Linked DNA regions of Mus musculus: region 1 is linked to region 2. A link is a contact called in ENCODE Hi-C or POLR2A ChIA-PET data. All regions are on one chromosome and are shown on one strand. Each heading gives the region's core, a stretch centred on a gene start or an enhancer-like site at or near the end of the contact. The rest is flanking DNA. Distances are from core to core; before and after follow the strand shown.

What was found. Hi-C counts contacts between places; a loop is a spot of excess contacts on that map. ChIA-PET counts read pairs that join two places held with the same protein, here RNA polymerase II (POLR2A).
Region 1: a map of T-helper 17 cell shows a loop between it and region 2 (3-fold over the local background). The contact joins the promoter of Zfp932 here to the promoter of Crlf2 in region 2. A Hi-C loop is called at or near these places in 2 of 37 maps with a recorded cell type or tissue (T-helper 17 cell and T-helper 2 cell). POLR2A ChIA-PET finds 5 or more read pairs at or near these places in 1 of 5 experiments (embryonic stem cell).

The regions. Positions count from the first base shown.
Region 1 is chr5:109,995,090-109,997,789 of GRCm38, reverse strand. It overlaps Zfp932 (zinc finger protein 932), which reads right to left and starts at 1,263. Exons shown (of 4, transcript NM_145563.2): 1 at 1,157-1,263. The coding sequence starts at 1,162.
Region 2 is chr5:109,557,618-109,560,317 of GRCm38, reverse strand. It overlaps Crlf2 (cytokine receptor-like factor 2), which reads left to right and starts at 1,325. Exons shown (of 8, transcript NM_016715.4): 1 at 1,325-1,513. The coding sequence starts at 1,435.

The sequences.
Region 1 (2,700 bases), core at 14-2,513, 440 kb before region 2:
GACAGTATCCTAATTAATAAAATCAGAAAAATAAAATCAGAAATGAAAAGGAGGATATAACAGTGAAATATATCTTAAAATAATTATTCTCTTTTAAAAATGTTAACAATTGAAAATATTAAAATCATTTTCTACAAAACAAAAACAAAAAAAACAAAGTAAAGGAGCCCTGTTTTCTCTCTATACCCATGGCCTCAGGGAAAGCTCCCAAGGACTAGGCCCAGGCTGTGACTGGCTCTGGGTTTCAGAAGGAGCTGTGTCCTGCTCCAGACATGGGGACCTCAGGGAAACTGTAGCTGGATCAGGCTTGCACTCAATAAAACAGTCTTGTCTTCTCTTGTCTTTTCTTTTCTTTTTTCCCTTTTCACATGGCTGTCACTATGTGTCATCTTGCCAATGTGTCAGAACTACGCTTTTCTCAAGAAGAAAAGAAAAAAAGTAAGAAAAGTAAGAAGAAAAGTAAGGCACACCAGGCCTTACTGTAGATTGTGATCCTGTAATGCCCCATTGAGCAGCTGGTTAGAGGCCTGCTCTTTGATATGGAGACGGGCCTAGATGCTTACTGTAAATCAAGTTTGATTCCTTTGTTGTGGTTAGGAGCCATATTTCTGGGCAATCCTGGTGCATATGTATTATAGCATCCTAAACTCTAACTGCCCTGGTTAGCACATTACTTATCTGTGGGATATGTTACAGGCAGTGCACCCTCAGCTAAATTCTACTTGCTGTGACTTACTATTCGCTAAGCTTTAGTAAATCCTTTACATCATAAATTCTACTCTTTTACATCACAGCTTGATAGTGGATTGCTACCCAGCACAAGAGATGCCTTTTACAATCTCCACAAAGTTAACTCCAAATGGATTGTCCACCTTAATGTCAAATGCTAACAACAGAATTTGTAGAATCTAGGACTCTCTGAGTTTGGAATAACGCCAAAGATCTCGCTACACACCGGCCAAATGCTCTGCACAGATGCAGCCCCCACAGTGAAGTTATTCAGAGGCTACAGCTGGGTCCCGCGAGTGGCTAGGACCTCAGGGGACACCGCACATGGCCGCTGATTCCCAATGAGTCCCGGGAAAGACCCACCGCAGCAGATCGCGCTGCTCAGACCCCTGCTTCTCCCCATTGTTTTCAGTGACCCTGTACTCACCACCATGTCACAACTTCCAAGCTTGCCTGAGCACCCTCCACAGCATCCAGCGGCAGGACAGAGAGCACAGCATAAGGGACCATTCAAGCCTGCTCAGCTACTAAGGGAAACCGGCCCAAGGTATCCGGAAAACCCGCCTTCCCCTCTGACTGGCAGGTCCGCGTAGAGGCTCTGATTGGCCAGTAAGTCTTGAGTGACTCGAGCACCTCCTTTAGGGTTAGGGTGTGCTGAATGTACACAGTGCAGAGGTTCTCAGCCCTAGCTTCAAGTCCAGTGCCTGACTTTTTCCAGATCTACAGGGATTTGTATTTCTGTAGTATTTGTGCCTGTCCTCCGATAGCCTACCCATCTGTCTCCCCGCGCAGCCCCAGGGAGGCTCCACTACTCCACCTGCCGCTGCTCAGCCGCTTGCTTCTCCCCTAGGTGGGCAGTAACCCTGTGATCACCAGGTCTTGACTTCAGCCTGAGCTTCCCTCCCTCTGTAGGCTGTTTGCCTTCTTACTCCTGGAATCAAGGTAGGGAGCTTGCATAGCCCATTACTCAACTTGCAGGGGAGTTATCAATCTGTCCCATAAGCGGAAGGGTGCACAAGATACTAACAATCCAAGACAGATTTTGGGTAACAATAGTTTATAGAAATTAATAGGCTTACTAATTTATCACCCGCGCCCCCCAGTTCTGACACTTCGCTTTGTCCTCAGCCCCTAAACATCTTTCAGCATACATGATCACTTGTTAAAAAGTTCATCAAAAGTTTACACAGAAAATTAAATCATAAACTGAAATAGAAGTTTACAACAGAGAATGTTTACAGGCATGTGAGGAGCGGCCCGGGACTGCAGCTAAGTCTTATGACTTGCACCTGACTTCCTCATACACCTGAAAATAAGCCATGACCATCGACCATCGTGAGAGCAGGTGCACCATAATGCTGGCGGTGTAAACAAGTCCATATTTGGTGGAGGCGTGCCCCTGCTGCCCCCATTGGCTGAAGCTGCATGCCTGGTGAGGTGGCTTGGCCTGCCTTGAGTGGATGGGGGCTGAGAGTATATAAGCAGACCTCCCTGGGTTCCCAAGGTCCCCTTAGCAGCATCGAGGTGTTCCTGCAATAAAGGCTGTTGGGAAGAATCCAACCGTGTTGTGTCTTCCTTGCCGGCCGAGGTGGGCACAACACAGGCATATCCATTAGGAGTGATTATCTGGCTAAACATCCATCACTTGTCTCAGATCCACAGGTTCACAGAAGGCTTAAAACCATAACTAAGTTATAAGTGAAGTTCTGTATAGATAAACCCAGTCAGTATTTTACCTTCTGTCCTAGCTCCTATAATAAATCATTAGTTCCCTTTGGTCATTTTTTTTTTTTTTTAACAACCTCTTGGAATGTGCTCTGAGTAGGAGAAAGTCTGGTTACTATCTAAGAGCATTTAACTGGTGACATTTGAGGGACTGGCAGAGTTCTCGTTGAAACTTTGATTATCAGGAAAGGACTTAATAGCAGTCCCATTATAAAAGAGCTTAATAATCACAAATATAATTTTAGG
Region 2 (2,700 bases), core at 76-2,575:
TACAAAGTGAGTTCCAGGACAGCCAGGGCTATACAAAGAAACCCTGTCTCGAAAAAAAATCAAAAAACAAAAACCAACCAAACAAAAAGACTGGTGCTTGCTTTGAGAAAATAATCCAGATACACACTCCCTTGTGTCCATATTTATTTGTTATCCATGCCAACTCCTTGCTTGCCTGTAAGTACTGGAACCTCGTTCCCTGCAGATCGATGACCCAATTGAGGTTTGTCTGCAGCAGGAACAGATGTTTTGTTCCACTCACCAGTGATCCTAAGATTGTGTGGAGAGTCCTCTGGGGACCATGGGACCGTCTGCAGAGTTTGTGCACAAGGTGACCCGGAGCTGGTGCCGACTGGAAGGGCTGCAGTGCCCTTTCTTTTTTCTTTCTTTCTTTCTTTTCTTTCTTTTTTTTTTTTTTTTTTTGGTTTTTTGAGACAGGGTTTCTCTGTGTAGCCCTGGCTGTCCTGGAACTCACTTTGTAGACCAGGCTGGCCTCAAAATCACAAGAACAACGCACCTAGAGGTGTCACTGTTCACAGAAAGTAGGGTAACCTTATATTAATCATTAATTAAGTACATGGCTTACTCACAAAACCACAGGTCAATATGATGGTAGCCATTTCTCAATTGAGATCCCCGGTTCTCAACATCTTCAGGTTTGTGTCCTTATGAATGAAACCATTTTCCACCAAACTTTAGTAATTGGTGTAACAATGCACAGTGCTGCCCTGTTTGTAAGTTCAAATTTGTATATTACTTAAAATCTTTGTATGATTAAGTACGACTTTTGTTAAGACAAAGAAAAAGATATGTTCACTATTATCTAATATTTACATACCATTTAAGTTTCAACAAAGCGATTTACTTTTGTGCTGGGCCACCTAGAGACTGGGAAAGGGAGAAGCAGAAGTGACCTGGAACAGAAAGTCACACGATGGCCAGCCACCTCCATCTTGGTGAGGTCAATGTGCAACCAAATGACAGAACAAAGAAGTAGAGAGGAACAGACATATGGGAGCAACACCTCCCTTCTGTTTTTGGATAAAAGACACACAATTTTTATTATTTACAAGTAAGCCTTAAAAAGCACCACAAGAGCCGGGCAGATTAGATGGGCGGGGGCGGGGCCTTGGAGGTTTGGGGGCGGGGACAGGCCGCGAGGGGCGTGGTCGGGGCGCACGCGGAGTCCACCCCCCCCCCCCCGCCCCCCCCCCGCTTCCCCCTATCCGGGTGATTGATGGGAAGAGGAAGCCGGGCCACGCCCATGTCGGTGAGTCGCCGCATCCGTTTATTGCCGTGGCCCCGCCCCGTCGCCCCAACCCCCGCCCCCGGCTTCCCGTTTTCGGCTCTAAGCGGCCTGGGCGCCCTCGACTCGGACCGGCTCGGACCGAACCAGCTGTCAATCACTGCAGCGTCCGCGGCCCCGCCGGCGACATGGCATGGGCACTCGCGGTCATCCTCCTGCCTCGGCTCCTTGCGGCGGCAGCGGCGGCGGCGGCGGTGACGTCACGGGGTGAGGAGTGAGCGGGGGCGGGGCTGCCTGTCAATCGCCGCGGTGGGCGGGGCCCGAGCAAGAGCTACCAAGTTGCTTTTCGTCCCATCATTGCTTTTCGTCCCATCATGAATATGCAAATAAGGCCTCTGGCCCTCCTAAGGGCGATCGGATAGCGCTTCGTTTGCATATTCATTTTGATCTTTGCGTATGCATGAGCCCCGCCCTCCCCCCCTACGCTCGGCGCTTTCTCCTCAGTAATATGCAAATGAGACCTAAACCCCGCCTTGACCTCATTAGCATAGTGCTGCCGCCACAATCTCGCTCCTCCTCCTGAATATGCAAATAAGGCCTCTGGGCCGCTCCTTCTTTGCATATTCATATACAGCTTTCCCGCTTATATGCAAATAACGCTTCGCCCCTACCGAGTTCTCACTCATCGCTTCTCATTTGCATATCCATCGGGAGATACACATATTCATGAGCGATGTATTTCTGTCTTCCATCCCCTCATGAATATAGAATTGATGCCCTGTCCATATGGATCACTATGCATTTGCATATTTTCCCCACGATTTACATATGCACAAGCCTCAACGTCTTGCTCCAACGTCCCTGATCATGAATATGCAGATGAGACCTCAGATCTCCGAAATTGAATCTGCCCGCTCCTCATCATATACTGCTATTCTCATATGCACCAGCCACAAAGTCTTCCATCCTTTTCCCCTCATGAATATGCAAAGAATGCTTCCCCAGTCCATCTCCACTCTGGTTCACTGCCTGCTCATTTGTGTATCCATTGGTCGCTTTGCATAGTGGTGAGCCCCGCTTCCCTACCGCTTTCTTTGCGATCATGTATATTCAAATGAGGCTCCGACTTGCTAGCTGCTCATTTGCATATTCGAGAAGCGCTTTCCATATTCATGAGCCCCCAATCCTTTTCCTTTTCTCTGTTTGTGAATATGCAAATGAGGTGTCGCCCACCGCTACAGTTCTTGGGCCTCTCGTTTACATATTCATTCCCTATATTTGCGTACGAGCCAGAATGTCTTCCTCTGTCTTCCCCTGCCTAGTGCATATGCAAATGAGGCCCGGCCTGCTCCCAGCGCCCTAGCCAAGGGTCTGAGTCAGGGAAATGGCTGCGATGGCTCTTCTGGAACGCGCTGACGTCACGGGCTGCTCCCCTGATCCCCGCCCTGCCCCCG